Regions from separate parts of the Homo sapiens genome. Here all the other regions are linked to region 1. Evidence: read pairs that join two places in POLR2A ChIA-PET (ENCODE). Cell type or tissue: OCI-LY7. All regions are shown on one strand. Links, peaks and the distances in the headings refer to the core of each region. The heading gives the core; the rest is flanking DNA. Region 1 overlaps EFNA5 (ephrin A5). Region 2 overlaps EFNA5 (ephrin A5). Region 3 has its middle 300 kb from the start of EFNA5. Region 4 overlaps EFNA5 (ephrin A5).

Region 1 (7,927 bases), core at 959-5,958:
CAATTTGTTTGACGTTGTTTCCCAGTGATTTTCATATCTTGGCATATACAGAAAACCAAGATCTTTATTGGGCACACAAGAAGAGGCTAAAAGGATAATAATGATAGTGAGCACTTTTAAACTTTTCTCATATATTGAATTTAATATTCACAACAACCGTATGAGGTCAGTACTATTACTAGTGTTTACAGATGAGGAAACTAAAGTACAAGAAGCACCGAGTGATTTGTCCTGAAGTCACAGAGCAGTAGGTGGCCGACCTAGGCAGTCTGGCCCGGAGTTCAGTACTTTTATCACTGTGCTTCAACACACCTGTAACCCTCTCCTGAGTCACCATGATTGTATAGGAGTGGAGAAAAGAACAGAAACCATAATTTGCATGATGAATACTGTGAGATAGCATCATTGTCTTCTAGTTTCTCCTCCCTGCACCCTATAACCTGTAAGCTTTTATAAATACTGGACTTTTTTCCATCTTTTTTTTTTTTTAGTAACAGTGTTATTGAGATGTAATTTACATACCATAAAATTCATGAGGTGTAAATGTACAATCAATGAATTTTAGTGTATTTACAGAGCCATCCAGTCATCACGATATAATTTTATGACGTGTGTATTCTAGAAAGGTTGATACCCATTTATAGTCATCCCCTGTGCCTACCCCCAGCCCTAGATAGCCTGTCATCTATTTTCTGTCTCTATATACTTGCCTTTTTGGGACATTTTGTACAAATGGAATCATACAATATGTGTTCTTTTATGTCTGACTTCTTTCACTGAATATAATATTTTTGAGGTTCTAGATATTGGACTTTTATGTAACATATTTTATTATTTTTCAGACATCACTGAAATGTTTCCTAAGCCTACAGAGGAGCAAGGAGCCCTGGCTTTACTAAATAAATGCTGTGGTTTGCAGCTGTCACACATGGTTTAGATTTACCATTGAGGGAAAACATCATCACCATCATCATAAGCTTCCCAGATAATTAAGTACTTAGATGTGGGCTTCATGGTATTTAAAGCATTCTTTCTTTTACGGCCATATGTGTAGTGTATCAAAGAAGCAGTTTGGGAGGAACAGGAGTTGTCAATTCTATAAAAACAAAAATAACTTGAAGTGGTTATTTCTCATAATATAGTTAAAACAGTTGTTTGATTAACAGATTAGCAGACCAACAGGTTGTTTTGGGCACTACATAGACACAAGCCCAAGTCATTTCCTTTCATAGAGGTTTTTCTTTTTTACTTTTGAGGATTAAATTCTCTTGATTCCTGTATATCGTGGCTGCTTAAAAAAAATAAAACTCAACCAGGCATGGTGGCTCAGGCCTATAATCCCAGCACTTTGGGAGGCCGAGGCGAGAGGATTGCTTAAGGCCAGGGTTTGCCACCAGCCTAGGCAACATAGTGTAAACTCGTCTGTCCAAAAATTAACACACACACACACACACACACACACACACACACACAAAACTAGCCAGGCATTGTGGTGCCCATTTTTGGTCCTAGCTACTTAGGAGGCTGAGGCAGGAGGATCACTTGAGCCCGGTTACTTGAGGCTGCAGTGAGCCATGATTATACCACTGCGCTTCAGCGTGGGCGACAGTGTGAGACTGTGTCTCAAAAATGAAATAAAATTCTAGTGTCTAGGGCTGTAGGTCATTTGAATTGTAAGGATAAGTAACCCAACATAAATGGTAATTCAACAAATGGATGATGTAACAAGCTCTACAGTAAAATAAACCCTGTTCATTTTTAAACTGCTTTGGGATGATTTTTAGTTTCTTGGGCTTGGATTCTCCTGTGTACAACATATCTCATAGATAGATAGCCTTTGGGGCGTGAGCATGAGTAGGAAGAGGTTATAAGATTAGGAAGTACCCAGAGTTCTGTATTATAACACATTGATTTGATTTGTGGAGTCCAGGCCTTAAGTAGATAAAACAGAGCACTTTAAAAGCCATGTCTGCTGGGTGCAGTGGCTCATTCCTGTAATCCCAGCACTTTGGGAGGCCAAGGCAGGCAGGTCACCTGAGTTTGAGAGTTCGAGACCAGCCTGACCAACATGGAGAAACCCTGTCTCTACGAAAAACACAAAATTAGCCTGGTGTGGTGGCGCATGCCTGTAGTCCCAGCTACTAGGGAGGCTGAGGCAGGAGAATCGTTTGAACCCAGCAGGCGGAGGTTGCATTGAGCCGAGATTGTGCCACTGCACTCTAGCCTGGCAACACAGCAAGACTCCATCTCAATAATAATAATAATAATAATAATAATAATAATAAAATAAAAAATAAAAACCATGTCTTGATGCTGGGCATGGGGGCTCACATCTGTATTCCCAGCACTTTGGGAGGCTGAGGCAGGCGGATCACTTGACGTCAGGAGTTGAGACCAGCCTGGCCAACATGGTGGAACCCCATCTCTACTAAAAAATACAAAAATTAGCCAGGTGTGGTGGCTCAGTCGCCTGTAATCCCAGCTACTTGGGAGGCTGAGGCAGGAGAATCACTTGAACCCAGAAGGCGGAGGTTACAGTGCAAGTGGACTTTCTAGTTGATTGGGACCATCTTGTCTGCTCCTTGACAGTACACGTGGCTGGCAGAGAAAGGAAGATGGAGCTGCCATCCTGCACATGTCTAGTCCTTAGTTCCTGCCGGCATTCACCCATGCAAGCTCCTAGCTTGCAGGCAGCTCTTTGTTAGAAAATGATTTGGGGCTGTTTTTCTGTTTTTCATTAAAAAGAAAAGCCTTATCAAGGACTCCCATGCCCTTGCTATCTGCCTAATTTCTTCTTAACTCCTATATCATAAGGAGAGGTAGGAGATTAAGTCAGTGAAGTAAGGAAAGAGGAGACGGGAGGCAGGTCACGTAGGACCTCATAGAATCCTTGTAGAGACTTGGGCTTTTACTCTGAATGAGACAGGAAGCCATTGGAGGGTCTGAGCATTTGTTTCTCCTCCTTTGAAGAATAATTTTTTTATTTGCTTGACAATAAAAAGGGTTAGCACATTTCCATTTTTAGGGTTACCATTGGCCTTTGTGTTGATGGTTCCTTCTGGCAGAAAAATAAATCTGCCCTTGTATGTCAGCTTCCTTGGGTCTCCCACACACTCGTCAGGTTGTGGAGAAGTTTGAATTTAAAACAAGCATTTCACAAATGACTCACGTTCCAGGTGGGATGATGTGTTCTCTGCCTACCACAGAGAAGGGAGAAATCAGTTCACATGAAACAGTAACCTTTTCTTTCTCTCTGCATTTTCCTAGGAGCAGAAAAGCACACAAATGCTTTCTTTCTGATTGTGTATTTGGAATGTTCCTTAAGATGGATCTCTGTTGAATTCCCAAGTGAATACTCCAATCTGTATTTAGTCTCAAATTCTGACAAAAAAGAAAACCTCTACCTGATGAGGAGCCCCGTCTCTCTGCTGTTTTCTTTAGGTCTGGAAGATCAGGGATGCTTCATAACTTGGTGCCAGAAGAGAAGGGAAGATTGATTGGGGTTTTATGAGGTGGCAAAATACATAGCTAAACCTGGGGACAGGGATGTCATTTAGCATGACAGAAACAGCAGAAAACAGGAATAGTGCTTTATTTTGTTGTTTTTGTTAAAGCAATGTGAGACTTGTTATTTCTACCCCCGTGGTCCTGGTTGTTTTTGTGTTCAGCACAGACGTTCAGGAAACAGATTCCAGCACCAACACCTGTGCGACGCTGACCCAGGCCTACCTCGCAACATCCTCCTCTCTTACTGTATCACACAGATCAGCTTACATGTCACACTTATTTCCTCTCCCCTCTGCTCATCCATCCATAGCTATCCACTGAGCATTTCTGTCCCTCCCTCTGAGTTCTTGGAATTAAAGAAAAAACAACATAGAGCCCAGTATCTCAGTGAAGAGCCTGTTTTTAATGGACGGATACCACCAGCCTCTTTCTGTTCAGAAACATCTTATGAATCACAAGCAGTTTTGCAGGCTTGCAAGAAGCTGGTGCCCCACAGCACCCGTCATGTAGAATAAATAAATGAACAGTTGATTTCGGTGGGGTGTCGGTGTCCTATTTTTAGAATACCATGTTTTCTGCTGGGGCCATTCAGGTAGTTCTCGTTTTAAAATTCTAACATCTGCCCAGCATACATCTTCTGACATCTGGCTTCCACTTGCTACACAAGTGAGACACTTTGACTCATTTCCCCATCTTTGCAGTGGGAGAGTACCCATTCCTGACATGCTCTGAAATGGGGCAGGTAGCAAATGATTTGGAAACAAAACCCACAGAATCAACATGCTCATCACATTTTATTATTAATTGAGCTCCCAAGCGAGTGTTTCCTTGTAAATCCCAACAGGCTTTTATTTGATAGAGTCTCTCTCTCTCTCTCTCCCTCTCCCTCTCCTCTTGGCTCAGGAGGGGGCAAAGCTGCCCCTCTTTTCCCAGCCCCAAATCTCTGACTACAGTAGGACTTAAGCACAGCAGCCTGAGCTGAAGCATGTCATCCCTGAAACAAAGCTACAGAGGCATGGTGCCAAGGCAGCCAGGGAAGCACAAATTACCTCTCATGCCTGGTGGGTGAGGCCCCTAGCCCCATCCCTGAGTCCATTCCTCCTGGCCACTGGGTACGTAAGTACCCATCAGGAAGGGGCAGAGCCTCTTTCTACTAAGAGTAGTACAGTCCAAATCATCAAAGGAGACCTCATCAAGACTAGCTCACTTGGAGACTTCTTCACCAAGGAGCACAGACTTAAATTTACAGTTGATTCTCTCCACAGCAATTTTATGTCTTCAAAGAGCTCCCCAATTATTTTTATTACGTTTTCTTGGTAAGCAACCCATGGTGAGGTAGTGCACAATGAACTACCTGAGGTATAAAAGAAGTTAAGTGATTTACTCAGAAAGAGTGGTTAGCAGGGTTGCCTTTGAATTCAGAACAGCATTCTCGGTGATTGCTGCTTGATGGAGCTGTCATCTTGGAGTTAAGTTCTCGTATATGCTTTTGCAAAAACACCATGGTGTGTGTTTGGCTCTGGCAAAACTTTATCTCATTGCTCTATTTTAATGGCAATAATCACTGGAAATCAGCACAAAGTCTTCAGCTTCTTAACCTGGGTGACATGCTTCAGTTTTGTGCCTTCTGTGACTCTCTGTAATGATGGCCTACAAGAACTGTAAACCTCCTAGAAGGTAAAAAAAAACAGGCTAGAGTATTGATTTCAGGTTGTGTGAGGAAGAAACAAGGTGGGGGTTTTTGTGTTTTTTGTTGTTGTTGTTGTTGTTGTTGTTTTGTTTGTTTTGTTTTGCCCCTCAGCTTGCAAATCAGTTGCTTATACCCAGGCGATTGCAGCCATTTACACCCTACTGAGGAGCCTATGTGGGGTTCTTTAACCACTGAGCCAGGATTGATTGACAGCCACTGTCTTCAACTACAACAGAGATGGAGTGAGCGCTTATACAGACTCAGTGGGGTGGGACTTCCCTGTTGAATGCTGCTTTATGTCTTTTCAGGCAAATGCCATTTACATCTGCCCACCATTTGAAGTCTCTTTTGACTTTCTATTTCTTTCGAAAGGAAGTAAAACAAGTGTTGCAGGAGCCACAGATAGCATCATGGCATTTTCTTCATTTTCTCAAAATGCACCTTTTGGGTGTTTTGTGAGCAAGATCTTAAGGAAAGTAGGTCTTTTCAGATGAAAATTTTGTGAAGTCTTACTATGATGTAAGCTAATGAAAATTTGGGGGAATGCATTGTGAGTAGGCAGGGCTATAATTGTTTTTTAGCCCTTTGAACAAACCATGTCTACATATAACATGTTCATGGTGCCACATTATTAGTCAGGTTTTTTTTAAGAAAAGTAATATATGTATGCATTGATAGATAAGAACTATTTTTTTTATGATAGTTTTGATGTTAAATAGGCAGTGGTGATAAGGATGAATTTAGAGCTATGCTATTAGATGATTTAGGGCACTTAATTTACAGATTAAAGTTGAAACTAAAAAGATTGTTGTACTTTTAAAAAAGCTTCAGGTTGGAATGTAACACTTTATAAATGGATATTCATAGAAAGTCACAATAGCAAAATATAGATTTACAAAATCAGTGTATTTTTTAGGATACCATTTATTTTATTATTAAAATACTGAGTTTATTTTACATGTATATTTTTGTTTCTCTACCAGTTTCATGCTTGACTACCACTACTACTATATTCTATCATAATATTCCATACATCCATTTACTTTAAAAATGTGTTCAAATATCCCTGATCTCATCATCTTTTCAAACTTCGTGGGGATTTTATATTTAGAAATGCAACTATGGTGCCGGGAGCAGTGGCTCACTCTTGTAATCCCAGCACTTTGGGATGCCGAGGCGGGCTGATCACCTGAGGTCAGAAGTTCGAGACCAGCCTGACCAACATGGTGAAACCCTGTCTCTACTAAAAATACAAAATTAGCCAGGCGTGGTGGCGCATGCCTGTTATCCCAGCTGCTAGAGAGGCTGAGACAGGAGAATCACTTGAACCTGGGAGGCAGAGGTTGCAGTGAGCCAAGATCGTGCCATTGCACTCCAGCCTGGGCAACAAGAGCAAAACTCTCCGTCTCACACACACACACACACACACACACACACACACACACACAAAGAAAAAGAAAGAAATGCAACTATGTTGAAATAATTATATAATCATTTTGATGACCATCCAGTCCACAAGGTTGAATTAACCATGTAGTTTAAAATAGTTTCTGTTTGAGAGTATTGTAAAGTAAGAAAAGATTTTTGGTCCTTGCAAAATCCTGAGTAGGTAGCTCGTTGTCATCCTAGTCTCAGTGTGTAGCTTTGGAGAAACTGATCACAACTTTTTTGAGACTGTGTTAAAACTTGCATCCAGGAGGTTTATAAAAAAAGATTGGGCTGTTCTGGTCTTCAGCACCTCATGACTTATTTTCTAAATTGTGACCCAGTCTTTCTAGTTTATTTCTTTACTCATATATTCAAGAAAACGTACTAAGCACCTACTTGTCATAAACATTTAAGACTTCCTGGTAACCACCATTTAAAGTATTCATATTGTAGTATTACCAGAAAGGGGTCCAGATCCAGACCCCAAGAGAGGGTTCTTGGATCTCGCAAGGAGTTTGGTGCAAGTCCCTAGAGTAAAGTGAAAGGAAAGTAAAGGAATAAAAGAATGGCTACTCCATAGGCAGAGCAGCAGCTTGAGGTGCTAGACTAAGGATACTTACAGTTATTTCTTGATTATAGGCTAAACAGAGAGTGGATTATTTATGAGTTTTCTGGGAAAGGGTGAACAATTCCTGGAACTGCAGGTTACTCCCCATTTCAGACCATGTAGGGTAACTTCCTGACATTGCCATGGCATTTGTAACTGTCATGGCACTGGTGGGAGTGTCTTTTAGCATGCTAATGTGTTGTAATTAGCATATAATGAGCAGCGAGGATGACCAGAGGTTACATTCATGGCCATCTTGGTTTTCGTGGATTTTGGTTGGCTTCTTTACCACATGCTGTTTTATCAGCAAGGTCTTTATGACCTGTACCTTGTGTTGACCTCCTATCTCATCCTGTGGCTAAGAATCTCTTACCCTCCTGGGAAAGCAGCCTAGTAGCTCTCAGCCTCATTTTACATAGCCCTTATTCAAGATGGAGTTGCTGTGATTCAAATGCCTTTGACAGTAGCATACAGTGAAATGATGATCATGGAGCATATTGTTATTAACTAATGGCGTAATCATTTCCATGAATTATTCAGTCATTAAACATTTATGTTCTGAGTGTCCATTATGTGCCATTCAATACACAGATATTTATTGAGCATCTGCTAGGATCAAGGACTCTTCTGGGTTCTAGAAATATACTAATGAATGTAATAGGCAAAAATTTCTGCCCTCGTGAAGGCCGTATTCC
Region 2 (7,927 bases), core at 1,666-6,665, 58 kb after region 1:
CCTTATGAGCAGAAATAGTCAGCAGGCAATAATAGAAGACATGGAGCAGAAATGGTTAGGGCCGATAATCCTTTGCTCCATGGTGCTAGATCCATGTCTTAAATTCATTTTTAGTGTCTTAAAAAAAAATTCTCGTCTCATCAATATGAGGATGGCATCAGCAAAATCAAAAAGGAGATACTTTCCAAGCCTTTACATATGTTCTGCTTTTATTCCAATACAGATTGTTAAATGAGGGCACAGAAAAGGTCCCTACCTCTTGATTAGCAGAGTAGGCCATTCCTGCATGGAATTCCTTATTGGCTACAGTCATCTTCTGTATAACACAGTAGCCTTTCCTGATTTTAAACCAGAAAAGCCAAAATTGCCCTAAAAATGTTACCTCTGCAGTGGTTAAACAGTTCCTAAGGCTAAGCGTTTGAGGCGTGCAGAGTGGAAGAGAGATGAAGTGGTGATGGCCACCTGTAGCTGCTGCTGTCTAGCTGACCCTGCTGTTTGTTGGCAACTGGAGACAAAGTTAAGGCTATTAAAGCTGACTCCAGTCAAGCTGCCCTTATCATCTGATGTTTCCTCATATGAGATTCCAGGTGGTGCTGCCCCACTGAGACAGTGTGAACTCACCAATCATTGCTTGAAGCTAGGAATTTTCTTCTGCTGTGCCATTGCGTGACAACTCAATTCTGACCACTTTCCTTCCACTCCTGTGGAGCAGAGGAAGAAACTCTCAACTCTCACAGGGTCTTCAATTTTTTTTACATTTACAGAACTCCAGGAGATAATTTTTGCAGCACTGTCCTGGAATTCAGGAATTCACTCTACTCTGAGCTTTGCCGTTAATGAACTTGGCAATGTTAGCCAAGTGACTTCACCTTTCTGGGTGTCAGTTACTCAACTATAAAACATGAACATAGGATAAATGATCTTCAGGCCCACTTCACTTTAACCATCTATTTTTCTGTAGTTCTAGCCTTTGTTCTGCTTTGTTGTTCTACATTTCTTTTTTTTTTTTTTCATGTGTTCCAATTGATTTTTTTTGAGATGGAGTCTTGCTCTGTCACCCAGGCTGGAGTGTGGTGACGTGATCTCAACTCACTGCAACCTCCACCTCCCAGGTTCAAGCTATTCCCAATTCCTCCACCTAATTTTTTGTATTTTTGGTAGAGATGGGGTTTTGCCATGTTGGCCAGGCTGGTCTCAAACTTCAGACCTCAGGTGATCCACCTGCCTCAGCCTCTCAAAGTGCTGGGATTACAGGCGTGAGCCAGTAGCCTCCAATTGATATTTTGAGGTCCTAAAATAAAACAGTTAATTTAAACGTAAATTTGAAGGAAGAAATGCTCCTTAAGTTAAAGAACAAAGAATTGTCAGGTATACGTTTATGGAAAAGTATATTTTGGTGTCAAGGTACAAAAATCAAAATTTGTGCCTAGAAATCCTTTATAGAGAATCAACAAACAAAAAAGATCTAGACTGCTTTTATTAAAATATCAGCAATATCCTGAAGTTTTCAATAAAAAAAGACTAAAATTATTCTGTCTCTTCCCCTGATGTACAATGGATGATTAAAGTTTCTCTTGCACACAATAAGAAAATACTTCTTAAAAACCACTGAAGTGATTTGGTTACTGTAACAATTGTTTTAAATGGTGTTGTGAGATAGACAGCGGTTCAATGCATAGTTTCCCTTACGATTTAAGCAAATAATTGAGGATACCCATACGGAGGTTTTCAGCACTCTGTTTTCTGTATCACAATTTTTTTTTATAATGATGTACTAGTTTATAACTGCAGTTTATTGTCTCACGACTTCCAAAAAGGCTTTAGCACTCCAGGTTCCAGGCACCTTGTTTCTCACCTTTGTACCTTTTGGTTTCCTCATGCTGCCCATCCTATCTAGAGTGCCTCTGCCAATTGTAGATAACTCCTGCTCAAACTTTGACTCGGGTAAGCCTTTTCTTATCTCCAAGGCTATATTTGGGATCCCACCTTTACATCTCAAAATGTAATTACAAGTTTATGGGTCTGTCCCCCTGACCAGGCCGAAATCTTTGAGGAAAGGAATTATTTTCTATTCATCCTTGTACCCCACAGTCCAAGGTGATACATAGCACATAGTTAAAGCTCAGGGAAGGTGTTTGAATGACTGATTAAAGGCATATCAGATGAAACTGTTCAAATAATTATAACAACTGTAAAAACTGTAAAGAGGTCAGAGAAAACAAATATATCAAAAGTAGTATCTTACTCTCATTGAGCATTACATTTAGCTCTGACTGGTAGCCAAGCCCAACAATAAATATGATATGATCAACGTATAGTAGAAAATAGTGTGGTTTAGAGGGAACAGCATGGGATTTGGAAGAGGAGATAAGGGGACTTGAATCTTGGTGCCACTATAGAAACCTTGAACACGTTCTAAAATCTCTCTTTGTCTGTTACTACATCTGCAAAATGAAAATAACAACACCCACTTCTTAGAGTTGTTTTAAGGAGCAAACGAATTAACATATGTGAAGTGAACATAGTTGCTGCTCCTATGTGAAGCAATTCAGAGGATCACTATGTTTTTGTTGTTGCTGTTTTGTTTTAAATTAGTAGAACAATTGTGTGTTTATAGAAATTGAGCAGATAGTACAGAGCATTCCCATATTCTCTCTCCTGCTCACACTTTTCCTTATTATTAGCTATTTTTTTAAACTAGGTAACTTATTCAAATAACATGGTAAAGTAAATACAGTCGGCCCTCCTTATACATGGGTGCCACATCCATGGACTCAACCAACCTTGGATTGAAAATATTTGAAATAAAAAGTGTCTGTACTGAGCATGTACAGACTTTTTTCTTGCCATTATTCTCTAAACAATACAGTATAACAATGATTTACATATTTTTACATTGTATTAGGTATCATAAGAAATCTAGAGATGATTTAAAGCATACAGGAGAATGTGCATAGGTTATATGCAAATGCGATGCCTTTTTATATCAGGGACTTAAGCATTCATGGATATTGGTACTGTGGGAGGTCCTAGACCTTCAGAGGCTGAGTCAAGGATCTAGAGTGCCTTCATCAGGCTAGAGACTATTCCTACCACCTCTATGGAGTGCAGTATTAACACGAACTTTCTTTTGGAGAACTTTAGATCATAACAGGTCAGCAATGAATGTTAAAGCAAAAAACATTGTGCGAGTTGTATATTAACAGCATTTGGAATTTTAAATTCACACACTTTACATCTGTTAAAAATGACAAAAGGGGCCTTTCAATTAGAGTTAAGTGGGCCACTGAGGCTGTTCATTGGTAGGTTGACTGGAGGGCCTGTGACCCTGTGGGCCCAGCTAATCTTGGGCAAAGAGGAAAGAGGTACAGAGTTTGACCTGCAAGAAGAGACTCCTCCCCACTAAGAACACAACAGTAAGCGTGAAGGGAAGCAGTGTACACTAGCAGAACAACTGTGCTAAGGGTCAGAATGAACATTCAGGGTTGTGCAGATTCTTGGGATGCATTTTGACTAGATAAGTAGCATAGCATTTATAAAGGAAATGGGCTTACAGACCCCAAACATCAGATTTCCTTCCCCAAATTTCTTCTATGGCCATATTGAACAAGGGGGCAAGCTAGACCAGAGAGCTCATCTGGACAGGAGGTGAGCATTAGAGATGCAAAAGGGTATAGATCAGCCCCATCTAAAGCAGCAGCAAAGCCAGATGATTTGCTGGGACAAGTGTGGTTTGTTCAACTAGTGTAGAGACATGCCCCAACCACTGGCACAGTTGCAACAGCACTTGGTTTCAAAACATCTCTCTTAAAAGGGAATGTTTTTCAGCTCTCTAGAGGCTTAGCAAGATCTGAAAAGATTTTGCTGCTGTTTGCTGGCTTCTACACATGCCACTTTTTACACCTTTACCTAGATAGATGGAAAGCACTGTAGCCCACTTGCTTTGCATGTTTGAACAAGCCTGCATGGATAGATGACAGTGCATGAACAGCTGGCTTCTTCAAGAGCTGATCTGCACCACCCTAACATTACCTAAACAATCATTACTTACTTTTTTTCTTCCTTCAGTGCTTAAGCAAGTTTCAGCATGTTAAAAGAGAGAGCTGTGGGAAATGGCCTAGAGCTCTGGGATAAAAATATAAATCACACCCTAGTTAGCTTAGGTTAAATTAACTTTAGATTGATATATATGGACACCTCCTTTTAGGAGCTAAGCCACCACCCCATCACCCCAGAGCTCTTAATTAGCCCTCTCCATGTGGAATATGGACCTGTAACCATTCACCAGGTTCCTAATTCTTTTTCAATTAAGAGTTCTAAGTTAAGAGACAATTAATATCTTTAACATTGTATTAATGTCTGTCAAAGCTAAAACTGTTAATCAAACAACAGCAGAGTATGAAGCATTTCTAGGTAGTGGATGGCATTTTCCTGCAGGAAGCACTCAAAATCAGAAGTTTGGCTGCACCCAGTCAGGGCAGCTGTGCATTAAAGTTGTTCTCAACATATGCTAATGCTAACTGGACCAAAGTGTTAGTTTTATAGTTCATTATGAGGCTTGTGAAAAAGAATAATTCACACTGAGTAAAGTGGAAAGAATTATCCATAACCAGGTTGCAACAATAAACTTTAAGAGCAAAGAAAGAGACATTCTGGGTGCCTCATGTCTGTGCATTGTCCTAAGGAGATGAAATAAGAGAGGTTAAAGACAAGAATGAGGAATTTTTTGCTGTTGTTCTAATCTGGTGCAGTATTTTAGGTAATTTATTTGATAAAGGCAACACTCACTTCTGAAGGTCTTCTTCCCTCAACTGAAGATTTGCAAAGGAAAATGCTGGGTGGACTTGATCACCAGCTACTCTTGAGTTTCCAGTGTGGCTGGTTAGTAATTCCTTATCCCACAAAGAATTTTAAAAATGTGCCAGCTTAAGGAGGTCAGAGGCTAAAGCATGGAGGTGTTTAATGTGCATTTTTTTCTATCTCACTAATAGACTGTTGACATGGGTCTTTTGTGAACTCCCTGGCTAACTAAATATATTCATGATCCGAGTGAAGAGGGGGAGTAGAGAATGCTCACGTTTCAGGATGTAAGGTTTTGTTTAATTTCAGTCAATCATTTGTTGATGGCAAGTACACCAGATGAAATGCATCCTCTGAAGGAGCTCTGAGATCTTTGGGTCTGTGTATATAAATCATTTGCCTGCCATGACACCACATCCAACAAACCTCGTTGACACTGACAGGGACCAGATGTGTAAGGCCATGGAAAAGACGTTAGGTTTTGACATCAGCTGACTGACAGTTACATTTGGAGGCACCAGTTGAGGGTTTGAGATTTTGTTGAGTCCAGCAGGTAGATGGAAATCTGCATTTAGTGTTATCACATGCCTTTAAACACTTAGCTGAAGATAAAACCACCTCTGTTCATGGAATGGAGCTTAAAATAACCCAGTTTCAACTCTTCAGACCTAAAAGCTTCCTTCCCTCTCTACTTGCTCTTGCTCTTGTTCCCTCTCATTCTCTCATAGCCACAGTGGAAAGAAAGTTTAAGTAAAAATACAATTTACAAAAGATTTATACATTTTTTTCTGAAATGTATTCTTCCTCATTCCCTCCCTGCCTATATCTAAATATACTAAATGTGATACATTTGTAAGCAAATAAAGTATACATTTTACATTCTCACAGGAACCAAATGACCTTAGCTTTTTTATGGGCACTAAAAAATGTTAGTATTTGCATATTATAAAATTTCCCCAAACTTTCACCTTTAAGAGCTTAATAACTTCAGGAAGTTTAAATTTCTAAATCTTGAGATTTAAAATTTTCTAATGTAGGAATAATAATTGAAGTAAATTACCATTTAGTCTAAGTTTAAGATACTTTGCACAAAACTGAGAGACTGGTCATCTGAAAAAAGAAGCAGACAATCACAAAGTAAAGCTTCAAATGATGATTACAGCTGATTTTAATGTAGTCCTTTGGATGATTAAATATATATTCTTAATCTTAATTTTAAAAACAAAGGTATAATTTTTATACATTTTCATTAACATATTGATGAAATAGTAGCAAAAGCTTTAAGAAAAAATGTTACTAATTTATCTTAAAACGATGTCTTGTTGAGTTTAATATAAAGTATTTTAAAGTAACTACTCAAAAATGACTTGTAGAATTGTATGACTTCAATTTTCAGTGACAAAATATGAATGCATTTGGACTTTTGGAAAGCCTGAATATCAGCATTTCCTTTAGATTGTATAAAAGCAATTATAAAGTGACAGAAGGAAAAACGTTCATGCTAGTTAGCTATGAAGGGAATTATTGGCTTTTGTTCATATTGGAACCCCTTTAATGTTTTAAGAGTGGGTTAATATTGATCTGGCATTCATTCTGCTATGCATCTGTCACACACACACATACACACACACACACACACACTCACACTCCTTCAGTTTGCATTTTTGCCTACAGGCTGCTGAGAGCTGATTATTCTTCTAATCAAAACCGTCACAATCAGGGGAGACAATTAGTCAGGTTAGGCCTCTGCTGATTTTGCTTGTGGCCCTTAGCATCAGATGGCCTTGAGCACTCTTGAATCATATCAACAAGTATTTCAATAATACCTCCTCCGCTCCACCTGCTGCTGCTAAGGTCTTCCTTTCATCTCTGGCATTGCTTGAATTTGTGATTTCTCATGTATTTTAAATTGAGACCACAAGGTATAGAAATGTTCAAAAGTAGAAACTTGGCAGACCTCATTGCTAGTGCCACTTAAAAATCACCTAGTCAACTCCAAAAATCATGAAATCAATTACCTATAAATAGGTTTCTATTTGTTTCTGTACTTATGCACTTGTAGAACTCAATTTATAGAGTTTAATTCCCATGTAAAATGAATATACATAGAGTGCATAAGAAAGAGTCCCATATATAATAGGCTCAGCATATTTTAAGCTATACTTAAATCAGAATGACATACATAAGACCCAGTTGGTAATAATACATTTTTATATTTTTCAGATGAAATAAATTTTGTTCTGAATATAAGATTTATTTATTATATTATTCTGGTGGTCATTGTCTGACTTTACCAACTATAGGAAGTTTTTAAATAAAAAAGCAATGATTTTTATCAATTCTTTTAATATCTAATATGTCTAAATAGCCTTCACATCTTTCTATCTGAACATTCTGTCAGTTTTAGAACTCCATCTAGAATGTGACTATGTTCTAGGGTTTTGTAATAAAATATATGTTTATGTATTTCAATATCCAGTTAAATAGTGTATTGTTATTGAGAAGTAAAGTGTCTTTAGAAAGAAGCCAGAAGATCAAATAGAGATTTATTTAAAACAATGCAGGGCTTATTATTCTTATATGGATACAACATTCATATAAGCTTTTTTAAAAAGAAGAAAGAAAGAAATCAGGCCAGGCAAGCTTTTCTTTTCACTTATTTGAAGGATTAAGGTGTTTTACTGAAATATTTTGTGTTTTGGAGTTAAGCCTTTCTGTGTATGCATGTCTGTACATATATGAGTTTTCCTAGGTATGTAATGTAATAACCAGAAGCTCAAGTAGAAAATGACTCTTTAAAGGTTTAAAACATAAGATATAATAATTTGTTGTATACAAGAGTTTTCAAAAATTTTTCTGAGACAGGGTCTCATTCTGAGCCCAGGCTGGAGTAAGTACAGTGGCTCAATCACGATTCACTGCAGCCTTGACCTCCTGGGCTCAAGCAGTCCTCCCACCTCAGCCCTTCCAAGTAGCTGGGACTACAGATACATACCACCACCCCCGGCTAATTTTTTAACTTTTTTTTTTGAGATGGGGTTTCACTGTATTGCTCAGGTTGGTCTCAAACTTCGGGGCTCAAGTGATCCTCTAGTCTCAGCCTCCCGAAGTGCTGAGATTACAGGCG
Region 3 (7,927 bases), core at 1-5,000, 140 kb after region 1:
CCTTTATTTCAGGGGCTACTTGTACTCTGCTGATTTTTCAAAATCTTTGTGGACAGAAAAGATAATACAACATGCACAAGAGAAGGCCTGGGAAGCTCAAAGAATGCAGAGTTAGAAATGGCCAAGTATCTGGGCGCATTCCAGTTATTCTGATGAGAGAATAGTGAGATTTCAGCCTAGTCTCTGTATTTGAGCCTTAAAATAGGCACTATGACAAGCCCTGCATCCTAAAACGACTGTTAAATACAACAGGAGCCAAATACAAATTGTATTCTTTTACTTTAGACATAGTTTTTTCACCCCATCAAGAAAAAGACCAAATAAGCATTTTCCCAGCAAATATACTGGAAGAAGAAAAGAATAACAGTAATGATAATCATAATCTCTTCAGTACTGCCCAAAGCCTCAATTCTCACAATCAAGGAAGAATTAACTTACTACTGTGTGACCTTAGGCAAGTCACACGATATCTTTGGGACTCAGTTTCCTTATCTGTAAATAACAGGGCTGTATGAGAGATTGTTCCATTTTCTAAATTCTACCCTTTTGGGGCACGTCAAAGCCCATTTTACATCTATGTGATGTGAGTGTGTTTTTGTCTTTGATGATGACATTGCTATAAGCACAATTTGACAATTTCATCTGTAGAAGAAAAAAACATCAAATATCTGACATAATAGACACCTAATGCATTTCAAGACTTGGCTTTAATTACCCCATGTTAACATTAAGCTCATTGAAAGCTTTTTATTATACTTAATTATTTGACAGGGCACTAAACACTAATTATAACTTACTGTAACCTTTTTTTGTTAATGAAGAATGACAGCTTTATAGGATGAGAAACAACTTACATTAAAAAATATGTACTAGACTCCTTACATGACATTTTCAAACCAGAACAGCATTACGTTATCATTGTCATCTTCACCATCATCATCAACAGCATTTAAGTGATCATGACATTGTGCTCAGTGCTGTGCAAAATAAAGTTAATGTTTACAGTCTGTACTTTCAAAGCTTACAACATAAGGCAGACATTACGTGTAAGCATGACATAATAGTGATTTATAGAGAAGAAATAAAATCCAAGCATTTATATTATACATAAATAATAGGAGAGATAAATACTTTTTTAAAACGTGAATGGGAAAAAGTTTGGGGTTATAGATTAGTAAGATTGAGTTAAAGGAAATTACTTTTAAAAATAGTCAAGATGGGGTTAGGGACTTCTTAGAAAATAGAACACTTGAGTTAAAAGCATTGTAGGCTTTAAGAGAGTGGAGAAATGCATGGTGTAAATTTTCATATTAGCCACAGAGGCTACTGTAAAAATGTGAAAACCCATAACACCATCTGAATGTCACTGAGGCAAATTATGGGTGTGCTGGTCCAGAGAAATCACGCATTTCTTCCCCTAAGGAAGTAGGGGAAGTGAGGAGTAGATGACAATTTCAGATTCTGCTTTATGGAATAGTCAGGTAGCTGCTCCTGAAACTGAGACTGTATCTACACCTAATTGTGAGATGTCTAGAACCTCATTGAGTGGGAAGGCTGGACACACCCACACACAGATGAGGGAAATGGTATAAAATCCAGAACGTGCAAACTGTTGCACACGCTAATGGAAAGCTGACTGGACCAGAGATGGGACAATGAGCAGTGCTGCACCAACACACCTAATCTGGTAACAAAGCATTTGGAATGCTCAAGTAATCTAAGGTGTTGTATAAAAAGAATCACAGGGAAAATGTTGGAATCTAGATGTCCATGCATGTGGTGACTAAAACACACATGTATGTACCTGAATGTCTTATAGGAATGTCTATAATCTAGGTGTCATTTTAAAAGTTCAATATAATCCTGATGAATTGCTCACTGACCATTCTAACAGTTTCTTGAGAATTGTTTGCAAAACAATTTCTTAGAGATTGTTTGCAAAACAATTTCTTAGAGATTGTTTGCAAAGATTAGTTTTGTATTCTGCTGATAACTATCCTTCAGGAAAGCATTGGCAAAAAATGCTATGAAAAGCATTATAATTTTTGCACATTCCCTTTGGAAAACAAGTATTTCTGAAAATCATTAGAAATAATCTGGCCAATATTCTCCATCAGTTTTTATTTTGATACATTCTGCTATATTAATCAAGTCATTCAGTGGTTAAATACATATGAAGGCCTATTTTTAAAATGGAGTTGTAACTGCTGGACCCTGTGAGCAGTACATTTGTATCAATTGCGTGTCTTTGTTTTATACAGATGATAAATGCATAAGATTTTTTTTTTTAAAGGAAATTGCATTGCCCAAGGAATTAGTCAAGGGCTTCACCAAGGGTTCATTTGGTTTGAGGGAGGAGGTGATTAGCCAAGCCACTCTTTAAACAAATAGTACCTAATTAAAAACAGTGGGCTTGCTGAGAAATACTGCTTCCAGGTAAGTTCCCTTCCCACCTCCTCCTTTCCAAACAGAATGCAGTTTCTAAGCCCTTTTATACAGAGTTTCTGTAGCCACTCCTAGCACTGGAGAAAGAAAAAGGAGTAAAGGCCTCATGTTCAGCATATTCCAACATAATGACCCTTTCAACAATTTTCTTCAGAGATTGTCACACTCCCTTCCCAAGAGCCTCAGTACATGCTGAGAGTAAAACATGATTTCACTACTTTTTATTAAAAATGCCCCCCTCTTTCTCTCTAAGTATCCCATGAGTTCTGCCATCTCATCCCAGAACGGCATTAGTTGGTGTTCACGCTGATGGCAGGTCAACAAGGCAGTGCTACCCACTTTAAATAAAAAGAAGTTTCAGTTCCTCTTCTTGTCATCTGCTTTTTTGATCCAGAGTTTAATTCCTAAACATGTAGTTTTCTGTAATGTTAATGAGAAAAGCCTTTCTAGCTCCATAACCCTCATCATAACAGCCCTGGGAAGAAGAGGCCAGCACCAGGGCTACGGTAGGAACCTGGGAGGCCCTGACCGTTTAGGGTAAACGTACCTTGCTGAGGCTGTCAGTCTTTGTTAATTCAGAAGAATTCAATCTAGTGGGTGGCTCTCCAAGTCAATAATGCGCTTTAAAATACCCTGGATTTTAGTCATGATTATTCAAGCAAGAACTTTATGTCACTTGGTAACACATGGATGCTTGTCAATCTTGACAAGAAAACAAAGGGAGGGACAAAAAAAATCTGGAAGAGAGATTACAATGGGAAAATAGAACAAAATATTTTTGCATGCTGTTTTCTTGCAAGTGCCAGGTGCTCCCTCAGACCGCACGTACGATTTGAAATGCAGGTAGCCAAAGTCATTTTCTTTCCTTCACAACCATGAAACAAGATACTAAAATAAGAGAAAGAACATGTTTCTTCCCACATACATCCTAAAAGGCACATTTTATCACCACCCTGGTATCCTCTCCATTTTGTGTTCAGAACTTGTTCTTTTGGACCAAAAAATAACCAAACTGAAACAAAACAACCCCCGCCCCCCACCATGATTTGTGTAGCAGAGAGTATGGAACAAGTAACTCCTCTGAAATGTGTGTTCGGCTTTACTAAATCTGAACACATTTTCTTCAGTAGACGGAACAAGACGATCTGTGTCTTTTTTATTTTTTTCTTAAAGACAGTGTGCCAGCCAGAAAGCTGACTCCATTTGTTTCTCCTGCAGGGAGCCAGCATGTTCCTTCTCTTGGAAGATGCAGGTACTTAAAATAGTAATAGGCTTTGTGGTTTATCAAGAGTATTTCATCCCAAGATCTTACAGGCATAAAGAATAAAACATAAACTAATGGCTCTTTCCAACAATCTTGGGAAGAATTAACTGGAAAGGAGGATTGTCATCATTTTTTCCTGGAGAAACAGGGAAAAGAAAGCTGCTTAACTCAGGTAGCCAGGGAAAGAACGAGAGTCAAGTTGATCCAGGATTTGGACAGAGGCCCCCGGTTTGTTACTGTTCCTTCCTAAGAACTTAAGAGCTCCAGCTGAAGGAAAAACAAATGACGTATTATCCCTTTAGGAAGTCTCAAATGCAATGTAATTGGGAGAGGGGCACTAGGCAACTTCCAAATGTTTCTTGTGAGTCTTGCAGCTTTATCATAAAAGTGAACTTTTCAAGTGTAATGGTCTTCCATAATTTCTTAAGGTGTCTTCCTCCTGTGCATAGCCAAACTTAATCTGTAAAAATTAGGAAGAATTGAAAATAATAATAATTTGTATTGTTACTTTTTTTTTTGAGAGGGAGTCTCACTCTGTTGCCAAAGCTGGAGTGCAGTGGCACCGTCAGCTCACTGAAACCTCCATCTCCTGGGTTCAAGCAATTCTTCTGCCTCAGCCTCCCCAGTAGCTGGGATTACAGGCACCTGCCACCACACTCAGCTAATTTTTTGTATTTTTAGTAGAGTCGGGGTTTCACAATGTTGGCCAGGCTGGTCTCGAACTCCTGACCTCGGATGATCCACCCACCTCGGCCTCCCAAAGTGCTGGGATTACAGGCATGAGCCACCGCGCCCAGCCATATTGTTACTTTTTAAAAGCAGTTTCCCCTGCCTCACATACATACGTCACATACTTTTTAACATTTTCTCTAATTTGATAAATCCACAGCCTTTTTCTCTTGGCATTGTCTGTACTAAGCAGTGTTGTATTTGAAAGGACACTAGAGAGTCACTTTAGGCACATTTAAACACCAGTCTGTTAACACCTGAAGCCATAGGGCAAAAGTGTGGTGGTTAAAAGAAATCACACGGGGGATGGCCAGCCAGGTACTATGGTATTCACATATCTGACCACACTGAGAATTTCCCAGAGCCCCAGCAGGAAACAGAAAACCATCTACTCTGGCAGGGAGCATCACTTGGCATTTTGGATCCTTGGTGTTTTCTCCTTGACTCAGCTGACTTCCGCACCTACAGGGTTCTCCAATATTCAGAGGCAGGGCAGTCATCATTGTTCCAATATTTGACCCCCAAACTTTCTTAATGGGTGTAGCTGGCTAAATGTGAGAGTGTGCAGACTCTGAGCAGGAAAACTAGGATCTACTCCCATAAACATGTACAATTATTGTTATTAGTATGTATCAGTAAAAAGAAAAAAATTTAAAAAAAAAAAGAGGACTAGGATCTGCACCTTTAAAGCTCTGACCAGTCTGGGCACTTGGATTCACAAAGATGACACAAAATCCTGTAGGTTTAGGGCTTCCTTAAATTCACTCTCTAGGCTTACCTTAGTCTGGACTGGATGTTAGCACAAATTACAAACCCTCAATTTACTACTAGTTCAGGTTTTGAGGTTATCACAAATTAGAGTGCCCTGCATTCTCTGTGGGTCCTGCCCTTCTCTGGTCCCTGTCAGTATTCAACAAAGCAAGTTAATCTCCCTAGTAAGTGACAGCTCTGCCTCTTGTAAGTGGCATGGAATCAATTTTTTTAACTTGATTTGAGAAGTGAGGAGAGTATCAAGAATTCAGTACTAGCTGGTGGATTCATTAGCAAGCTGAATCAGTTTTAGCTGAAATCAGTTTGGCTGTCCTCATCTCTTAGTCCTGCTTTTTCCCCCTTCCTTTTATCATTGATTCTGCCCACAAGACTTATTACCTACTCTGTCTGTTGAGGATGCCAAGTTCCTTTGCTAAGCTGTTCACAGCAGACAAAAACACACCCTAGTGCTCTGATCCACACTTTCACAACTCCATTGAGAGGAGAGAGAAAAAGTGGGTTCCACAGATATTGACCAAAACTCTCCAGGATGCTCTGAGAAGCCAAAAAGATAACATAGAAGGAAGCAAACGTAATTGTCATCAGGACCCCTCATTATTGTATACAACAGGTATACACAATCTTCCAGAAGCAGCCACCCAAACACAAGAAAGTTCTTCTTTCCAGAAATATGGAAAGAACCTACACCAAAGGAATTGAGATTTTTTTTTTTTTTAGTGGGAGATTTGCAAAAAGGAAGATTAATTTTGTAATCACTACAATATTTCCCCTGCTTCTAAACCCATCCTCTGCCCTGATCAAGTTTGTGGATGGACAGGCAGGAACAAGTGAAAATGATGACTGTGTAATGGGAGCCGGTCCAGGGAGGGATAGGCCCTTGTCCAGCACAAATCTGTTCTTGGTGCTGCGTGTCTACATTGCTCACTGTGGTCACAGAGTCTCGGTGCAGTTTTCATTTGGGGACAATCCCACTGGGAAATTTATGTAAGGAACTGAAGCATAGTGACACAGTGTGCCTGCAATTCCTGTGGCGGGGGGGCGGGGAGGCAATGCTGACCTATGACTTCCCATAGACCCCATCATCCCTGATGTCTGTCCATGACCTTGAGGAGTTCACGGTTTAGAGGAAGTTCTCATTTGGAGGGAGGCTCTCCAGACTTCTCTCTAAAGAAATAAACTCTGACTCCCCCTCTTGAAACCAGAATACAAATTTATAGTCATCAGAACTGCTTGTTTCTGTAGTAGCTAGCAGAGTTTTATTCTAGTTTCTTAGGAAGAGTGACTCCAGGGTATGAGAGAGAATGACTGGAGTTATAGCAAGTTTCTCATCTTAAAATAAGGTTTGGCCTTCATGTCATATCACATTGACTTGCTGACTTTACTACAATGGCTTGATTCTCATAGATCAAGGAAAAATTTTTTTCTGAAAAGGGCAGAGGAAAAGTGAAATACATCATGTCTTAGAATCCAGAACCTTCTGCAATTTCCTGCTGTTGACAAGTAAGTGATATCAAATCATACGCAAACTGCAAGTTACTTCACTTCACCCAAAACTAGCCCCAGGAAAGAAGAATATAAAGATTTGCTTATTCATTTAGTCACAATTTATGGAGCATCTACTATATGCCAGAACTTGTGCTCAGAACTATGGATATTTTTAAAAGGAGACTAGCTGCACCCGGGTAAAGCTCCCAGTCATTATGGGGCTGCACACATCAGTGAGGAAGCTTGTGAGGCCATAGTCCCTTCTGAGGAAAGAAAGAAGGCATTTATTTACTGGGCTGCCATGTAATATGCCAAGTCATCACACTGATAACTGATTGGACAGGGAGTGGGCACCTGACCCAGAAGCAGCCAATCCTCAGGCTAGTCAATGTCCTATATATATTCTGGCAAGGAAAGAAATATTTCTGCCATTACTTGTTATATAATAATTACCCAGAACAATTAGTATATCCTGCTTGAAAGGTAATAGAAATAGAATAAATCAGAAGAAAGGGAGATAAACAAAAGAGAGCAGATATGCAGAATGTACCTAGTGTCATTTCTTCTAGCAAAGCCCTAACTTTGATTGTGCAGTTCCATAGAGCTGCTTCCTTAAGCCCAGAACAACCTCCTAGTTCTGGTCACTGTAATGCCTGGTCATTATTTGACTTCTATTTTGAGAGTTTCATAATATTCTGACTCCATTATTAGCATAGGCGTCCTTAAAATAAGCCCTCATTATTTGAGGCATCCTGTGTGAATCACAGTTCTTTGCAAGCAAAATAGTCTATTAAACAAATATAGGATAAGAGGGCTGGGAAGAAAGTGTGATGAAAGCACAGAGGGAGTAATTAATGCTACTAGAATTTCAGAATCTGATTTTGAATTTCAATGTATTACCGTACTGAAGACTTTTGCCATATTTCAAAGGTCACATCTAAATTGACAAAATAATTATATAAAATGGTTCCCTTGATTTTCTTGAAGATTCAGACTTTTTTTAATTTGATGAGATCGGGTACAAAATAAAATAAATGTCCCCACTGATACCTCATTTCAGTTGGCACAGGGAGGAGTTACAAAAAAGTAAGATTCCGATTAGAGAATCAATGAGAAGGGCTAACAAATGGTAAGATGAATGCCAAACACTGCCACAAATGAGCTCAAGGATCAATAGTGGAAAAATAAAAAAAAGGACCTTTCTAAGTCCTAAGTCCACAGGAGCAGACCAAG
Region 4 (7,927 bases), core at 2,023-7,022, 71 kb after region 1:
AAAAAATCCCTTGTTCTTAATTGCCTGTCAAACTCCTTTTTCAAAATAAGGTTCTAACCTCCTTTGGTGGTCTCATTTGCTGTCAACACTGTCCTTGCTTTCACATTTCTTTGGGTCTGTACATTTTGCCTTGCCTGAGAAGCCCCCCTCCCCTTCGTCCATCCTGCAAGTGCTGGCTCTTCTGTATGGTCTTTCTGAACTCTTTTGAAGTCTTTTGCTGTTTACTATTTTCTACAGCATTTGGTAGACGTTTCTCTTACATTTATAGCACTTTATTGGAGTGATGTATTTGGATGACTGCCTTCCCCACTAGACTGTCAGTTTCTCCAGGGCAGGACTATGTCTTGGTTCATTTCTGTTTCTCCACCTTTAAGTACAAAGCCTGAGCCACAGGAGGCTATCAATATACTTGTCTTGAATGAATTACTTAATTAACAAGGGAGCCAGGACATAAATATGTGAAAAGTCAATCAAATTAGGAAAGGTTGGAGGGTCAGTCGAATATCATATTGCTCAAATGCGTAATTTTAAAGTTTAAGTTAAAACAGGCCTTCCTGTAGAGAAACATCATTTAGTCTAATGCAGTGTGAAGACACTTAGTCTTTTGAGCTGACCTCAGCAGAATTGCAAAGTCTCAGTGTTCCTCTGTTGTCACCCTGTACCTCTGTCATTCAGTCTGATTCCCCTTTCCTGAGGCCCCTTTCTCATAAAAACTTACCCACTGTGTTCACCAGTCTCTCAGGGGTCTTAACTCTGCTGGGTGACAGGTATTAATGGGTCAGAGAGATGAAAATATGTTAATGCGTTAGCTGGCAAGTAAGATTTTCCTCCCAAGCAAAGTAACATTTTACACATATTTAAGGATTGACATTCACTTTTGGGAAGGCAGTTTTGTTTAAAGATGGCCTTTGTGTCCCAGAATTACCTCACAGAGGCAACTGCCCACCCTTCCTTTGTGTATTTATATATCCTGCATGCTTCCAGAAGGTGACTGAGATTTCTTTGTGAGTGCATAGACAGTCCCCTTGAGAAAGTCAGTGTCTTCTTCCCCATTTTCTGAAGTTTTTATTTTTATTTTTTTAAGTTTTTTATTTCTAAAGTTTTTTGTCACCCAGGCTGGAGTGCAGTGGCGTGATCTTGGCTCACTGCAACCTCTGCCTCCTGGGTTCAAGCGATTCTCCTGCCTCAGCCTCCTGAGTAGCTGGGACTACAGGCGCCCGCCACCATGCCCAGCTAATTTTTTGTATTTTTAGTAGAGACAGGGATTCACCGTGTTAGCCAGGATGGTCTGGTCTCGATCTCCTGATCTCGTGATCTGCCTGCCTCAGCCTCCCAAAGTGCTGGGATTACAGGTGTAAGCCACCAGGTCCTGCCTTTCTAAAGTTTTAGAAATCACATTTCCTTTCTTCATAAACAAAAATTACACTCTACCTACTAAAGATATGTAATAATGACTGTTGAAATTTTTATTTTGCAGGATCTTTGAGATTCTCAGGATGCTTTTCAAATAATTAAAATTCATTTTAGTGGTAAAAATAATACCCTAAAAGTTCCATAAATAGTATAATTGAATATATTCCTCTTACTTTGTTTTAATACATACTGAGCACTTAATCATTTGTCAGGCACTGTACAAAGCACTGTACTTTTAGTCATCATTTATTTGTTCATTTAGTTTATACATTTAATCCTAACATGTCCTAGGAGTGAGGTGTTATGTTCTGATGTTACAGGTGAGGAACCTGAGATGTGGAGAGGTCATGGAATGTGCCAAGATTACACAGTTAGTAGCAGCAGAGCCCAGATTCGAAGATAGGCAGACAACTGTGTATTCCTTTCTCTTAACCTCTTTCCTGAACTGTCTGCCACAACCAATAAAATAGTTGTTTATTCTCAGTTATCAGATGGATGTCTATAAAGTCTGAAAAATGAAGATAAAGTTGAAACATCTTTAATCAACTCTGATTTACTCGATAACTACCAGACATTAACAAACTTTATGTACCATATGTGCTGAAAAAGCCAGGTGCCACAAGAAGGATTAGAGGTGAAATTTTCTTTCCATTTTGATTTCCACTTTTTATTAGTGACACCTCCCAAGTGGTTCAGAGGACGCCTATTAGTGTTCGTGGACATCTTGTGCTATTTGCAGCCATCCTTGGAGAGGTCTGGGTGGCTGAACTCCACACCTGCTAGGTGTCCCTCTGCCTCTGTCGAACATCCCTGCCTGAACAACTCTAGCATCCTCAATAAGCTGAGAAGCCTCCCTTTTCGTGACTTGTGAGCATCTTGCGATTTCTCCATTGTCAAGTCTCTGAGGCCATAAATCACTTGGAGGATGAGAACAGATCAGATTCTCACTGGACTTTTACATTTTCCCTCTTCCTTTTTGGACATAGTGAAGTGAAAACCAGAAGGAATAGTTATAAACCCTTCAATAGAGCACATATGTGCTCTGTACAAAGTGCATTAAAATACTCTTTGGGGTTTAAAGTTATATCTCAAATGGCAATCTTTGAGGCCAGGTGTGGTGGCTCACACCTGTAATCCCAGCACTTTGGGAGGCCCAGCCAGGCAGATCACTTGTGGTCAGGAGTTCAAGACCAGCCTGACCAACATGGCAAAACCCTGTATCTACTAAAAATATAAAAATTAGCCGAGTGTGACGGTGGATGCCTGTAATCCAAGCTACTCGGGAGGCTGAGGCACAAAAATCACTTGAACTCAGGAGGTGGAGGTTGCAGTGAGCCGAAATCACACCACTGCACTGCAGCCTGGTTGACAGAGTGAGACTCTATCTCCAAAAAACTTTTTTTAAATGGCAATCTTTATACTCTTGTCCTATGATTATCAGCTTTTATGTCACTTAATATTAAATAAGTTATTTTATCATTATTCCTGGAACTAAAATCAGATTTTGACCCCATAAACGGTAAGCATTTAAACTAATTAATATGTATATATATTCCCAATGAAGCAGGAAATCAAGCATTCTTTGAGTCTGGGAGCAAATTCATAGGAAACCATGTCTGAAAATTATTCTCCTAGGGCTGTGTCCTTTTGCCAGTTTTCATAGTAAAGAAAATTTTACTTCTAAGTTTGACTTACACAAATGGATTTGGAAAAGGAGGGCCATTCCTGTCCTACATGTAGCAGCTGTGCTTACTGGTTTTATAAACTGTAATCTCAAATTGCGCTTCTATTTTAATTTCGGCATGCCTGAAGCACAAGATTCTTTTCAAATGTTCAGCCATGACTATTTAAAATTGAAAAGAGAAGTTCAACCATTAAGTATTCTCATCTTCTCTGAGATTTTCTTTCTGATGCAATGATGTGAAATACTTTTTCATGTTGCCCATAATTTCTACTTACACTGTCTTGCTTATGCAAACTTTTAAATAGGCTATAGATGCAAGAGCATGTAAAAATCTGTACAAATTTTGTCTGCCTTTGCATTATTGTTAAGTCAGCGAGGATTCTAATGGAGTACAGGGGATGAGACAACAAGAATCCAATCAATAGATGCAAAAGGCAAATGAACTTGCATAAATTAGCACTCTAATAGGAAAAGATAAATGCATGTTCTCTTTCATCTTTCAAGCAATACACACTATTGAAAGAGGTCTAACAGATATCACCCTGATTTATCTTTAGCTTTTTTCAGGGGTGCAGAAATGAGAAAATGCAAGTATATTGAGCATTGCGGAAACTGTTCTGAACCACTTACATCAGATCAGTGCATCAAATATAGTATGTAGCACTCAGCATGCTGTGTCCACATGGATGATGTTATCATCCACGTTCCTCGTAGATAATGTGAATACTCACCAAAGATCTCTAGAAGAATAAGGATTGTTCCATTACCAGAGTTTGTCTTGGAGGACCTAGTCTCTGATCTTGACATTCAGGCATTTCAAGTGTACTTTACATTTACACCATATCTTTTTGAAATTTATTTTATTACATTTTACTTTAAGTTCTGGGATACATGTGCTGAACGTGCAGGTTTGTTACATACGTATACATGTGCCATGGTAGTTTGCTGCACCTATCAACCTGATATCTAGGTTTTAAGCACTGCATGCATTAGGTACTTTTCCTAATGCTCTCCCTCCCCTTTTCACCCAACCCCCGACAGTCCCCAGTGTGTAGTGTTCCCCTCCCTGTGTCCATGTGTTCTCATTGTTCAATTCCCACTTATGAGTAAGAACATGTGGCATTTACACCATATCTACTGCAGAAATGGCAAGAAGAATTTTTCAGATGTTGAAAGTTTAAGCGCCTAGAAAAAGGGCAGTCACAGATCATCTGCCACTACAGCACTGTACAGTAGTTTCATTAACTGTCTCCAGTTCAACACAAGAAATGCTTGGGGAATGATACTCTGTTCCCCCTTGCTCTAATTATGCTGTTCTTGAGGGGGTATAGTGGGTCTGGCATGCATGTCAGAGGACAGCAAGTGCCTGGCACTGCAGCTTATAGTCATCATTTAATTAGCAACACCCAAGAAATTTCTCTTTTGCCTGTTCTTTCCAACTCTTTGTTTACTGGTTCTATCTATGGAAAAGGAGCTGGGTATATAAGGAACTGCCAAGTCATCTTCATTGCCTTTACTAAAAGGCAGAAACCTTAGCTATGGATTTGCCATCTTATTTGGGCAGCCTCCTGCCCAGCACAGCATCCTAATCATTTGTGTTGCTGGTCGATTTAATATAGGCCAATAAGCAATGCCCCTAATGGTTTCATAATGGTACTTTTCCAAGAGCTCATCTACAGACAGGGAGAAACCTGTACCCCAGGGAAAATTTGGATATCTTCTTCCATGATATGAAGAGAATACTCTGGTTTGAGGTAGGTACTTTTTAAGACATATTTATAATTCACAGGGTTTTTTTTTTTTTTTTTTTTTTTTAGTACCTGGGGAACTTTCGCTCCTCGGGAAGTTTTCTAGAAATTCTGTCTTGGGGGGAAATACCATCTGTATTGTTGGAAGAGAAAGAAGAAGTAATTTGTCAGCGTTGTTTTGATCCCAATCCAGAAAACCAAAAAGAGAAAAAAAAAAGTCTTCTGAGTATCAGCATTTCTTCTTTTTCTTTGCTTATTTTAAAAATAGAGCTTTCCTTAGCTCGCTTCCATTATGGTTAACTGTAATCAGTACTTTATGGTTATATTATATAGCTTTGTTTCATTAGGGCAATAAAATGATATTGAACAATAGCAATATAATGCAGGGAAACAGTTTGTAATTCAGCTGGAAATTGCTAATGCAATAGACAGTTGATAATACAATCAGCTCAACTTTCCTAGGAAAACATAAGCTACATTTTCTATACATTTCTCTCAAATCTTCTTACAGGGCAGGGTTGAGGGGATTGCTTTGAACTACACTGGAAAGCTGGATGCCCTTGAAAAGAGAATTTCTTTATGTACTGAATTTTGAATGACATCTATAGGTCCTGGGAAAGAACTACTATTTTAGAATGAAATTCTCCCCTGGAGATTTTCAAAAAAAGAAACTAGGTAGTTAAGAGTTCTAAAAGGAAACAGCTGGATAAGATGATGGCTCAAACTTTATTTTACTAGTATATCTCTCTATAGTCTTGATTCCGAAGTAGGGTTCTTGTGAAATTATTAAGACTAAGTATCAATGGGAAAAAAAAAGGCCATCTCTTTGCAAGCTGATGTCATGCATGCTGTGTATATTTATATAATTACTGTAGGTTAAGACTAGTGAACATCAGTAGTGTCTAGGATACAAAGCCAGGTTATTGGTCTAGAATACAAAGGCAAATAACCTGGTGTTTTCAAGGAGTGGTGAGTTAGGATTTTGTTGCTCTCAACTCTAGTAAGATGGTTGTAGCTGTTGTTGAGTCAAAACCTTTATCAAAAGTTTTATGTAGGAGGATTTCTTAGATTCGAAGAAAATCAGGAGTGATATGTCTAATTTTGAGTTGTCCAGTAAGTTTTTTCATAATTAGAATCAACACAATTTTCCACATGTGATACAAATTTTTAAATGTCCTAATTGTCAAAGAAATGCAGTATTTCCTGTTTCCATATACTTGGAAACATCTCTGACATCTTTAGAGATATTAGTTATATTCAGAAGGCACCACCCTTATTTAAAAAATAAACTAAATTTAATGTTCTACCAGAAAGTGCTATGCATATGTAAGTATATTTCTTCAGCTTTTATGCCAGAAATTCATATTTAAACTAAAACAGAAAAACAATAGGCACCTCCCACAGCTCCTAATTTTCATTTCCTCTAGTGAGTTGGAATAATTTGTAACTTCTTAGGATTCAGAACTAAACTGAAGTATATGTAAGCTTCAGATCATGTCCCAGTTATATGGTGGGAAATGCAATTCCAGCACAGCTTCACTGCCTACACAAGGAAGGAAAAGGTGTTTCTGCAGATAGGACGCTATCCTTCCTTGCTCCAGCCCTGAATATTAGTGCATGCTTCAGGGCAGGTTTAACAGCACCAAGAGTGGGTATACTCTTTATATTAGCCTGGTAGATTGTGCTTCTAATCTGCTCACCTGGCCAGCACATGTCATGTTATTTTCCCTAATCACGTTTATAGAACCATAGTAACCAGTACTTTCAGTGACCATGACTTAGGGTTTTTAATTAATGACTGGATTTAAAAACATCCTTGAGTTGGTTTTGGCTGTTGTGAATCTTTCTCAGATACAGAGTGTCCTGAGCCAGAAATCTGAGATATACCAAGGTGAAATCCCTGTTTACCCTATGCCTTTACTTCTCAGAGAGAGGGTTGAAAGGAATACTTTATATTTGTAGAACTGAAAAAAAAAAAAAATCCAAGTTTTTTTTTTAGCATGCAAAATGGGGTATGATTTTGATAAATATTTGGCATGTACAAGGTAGATACCCAGATGTTGAATTAAAACATCAACAAGTAAAATTATCCTATTCTGTAAATAAATCAATTGACGTGCTATATTAGAGTAACATTTACCATCACATAGCATACAGATTCTGTGCTTAGTCCCAGGCTCATTTAATATCTCCCATAGGTTTTGTAAATCCTGTGTTGTTTTTTGACCCAGCTCATCAACACTGAGTTTGTGACCAAAAACAGCTCACATTCTCTCTTTCTGTCTGCCTTGAACAGTGTGAGCAGCAATAAAATGTTAATGTGTACGTCGTGAAACTTTGGGATCTGGGATTGCACTACTGAGTACTGAAGAAAGTAAGTTGTGACCCTGTCTTCTCAAAGCTGACAGTGCTGAGTTTTCATGGGTATGGAGTGCCCATTATCATCTGCTTATTTCATCGTCTTTGTGTCTTGACATTAACCTTGCCTCAGAAACCTTGCAGTCCACACAAGTGGCTCATTCAGAGCTTCTGGCAATACCAAAAATTCTGAAAGTTCAATAGGAAGATCATGTGCACTCCCTTTGAACTATAGTTCTTTTCCAAGGTAGACATTTTGAAAGTAGAGTTTATTAAGATGATAGGTGGAAAAAGAAAAACAACTATATTCTCTGTCATTGAGATAGACAAGCATTTAAGTAGGTAGAAATATTGTAGTACTTGAGAATCCTCTAAAGTGCTTAGATTTATTTCTGAGAAATAAATGGTGAATTGTTTATTTCTTTCTCCCGCTTATGTTTCCTTGGGATAGAGCAATTAGTTTCTCATTTTTTATGATTGCATTTTTCTTGCATATATCTTTCTGTGGTCCAGGCTATAAAAGTAAATAGAGGATCCAGCTGTATGAATGGATATCCTTTTAATGAGTGTGGGGAGGAAATAATAATACTAAGTAGTGCAAAACCATTTTTATGTGATGAACTGAAGTACCTTTGTTCCCCAGTCTAAACCACAGGCCACCAATAAATGTGTGCATGAAATGACAGTTTCATGTATTCTGGTGTTAACAAAGTACCTCGTGGTT

The links. ChIA-PET counts read pairs that join two places held together with the same protein. Peaks named below come from ENCODE experiments on the same cell type or tissue, not always from the same donor. Only the 100,000 strongest peaks of a DNase experiment are listed, where the experiment ranks them.
Region 2: POLR2A ChIA-PET joins it to region 1 with 12 read pairs; 5 of 35 experiments call an interaction of 5 or more read pairs at or near these places.
Region 3: POLR2A ChIA-PET joins it to region 1 with 10 read pairs; 2 of 35 experiments call an interaction of 5 or more read pairs at or near these places.
Region 4: POLR2A ChIA-PET joins it to region 1 with 11 read pairs; 3 of 35 experiments call an interaction of 5 or more read pairs at or near these places.

What each region holds. Positions count from the first base shown.
Region 1 is chr5:107,509,721-107,517,647 of GRCh38, reverse strand. The region is part of intron 1 of EFNA5 (ephrin A5); the gene reads left to right. Among named protein-coding and RNA genes, the nearest start is that of EFNA5, 160 kb to the left of the region's middle. RefSeq lists silencers at 273-322, 5,266-5,560 and enhancers at 4,222-4,281, 5,266-5,560. In OCI-LY7, for the core only: no CTCF peak of the experiment used is centred there; DNase peaks (open chromatin) are centred at 3,177, 3,687, 4,077, 5,457 and 3 weaker places; H3K4me3 peaks cover 3,583 bases; H3K27ac peaks cover 5,000 bases.
Region 2 is chr5:107,452,461-107,460,387 of GRCh38, reverse strand. All of the region lies in intron 1 of EFNA5 (ephrin A5), which reads left to right. Among named protein-coding and RNA genes, the nearest start is that of EFNA5, 210 kb to the left of the region's middle. In OCI-LY7, for the core only: a CTCF peak has its summit at 3,062; DNase peaks (open chromatin) are centred at 3,040 and 3,949.
Region 3 is chr5:107,368,928-107,376,854 of GRCh38, reverse strand. No RefSeq gene overlaps it. Among named protein-coding and RNA genes, the nearest start is that of EFNA5, 300 kb to the left of the region's middle. In OCI-LY7, for the core only: no CTCF peak of the experiment used is centred there; DNase peaks (open chromatin) are centred at 2,774, 3,254 and 3,544; H3K4me3 peaks cover 1,652 bases; H3K27ac peaks cover 1,867 bases.
Region 4 is chr5:107,439,915-107,447,841 of GRCh38, reverse strand. All of the region lies in intron 1 of EFNA5 (ephrin A5), which reads left to right. Among named protein-coding and RNA genes, the nearest start is that of EFNA5, 230 kb to the left of the region's middle. In OCI-LY7, for the core only: no CTCF peak of the experiment used is centred there; no DNase peak of the experiment used is centred there.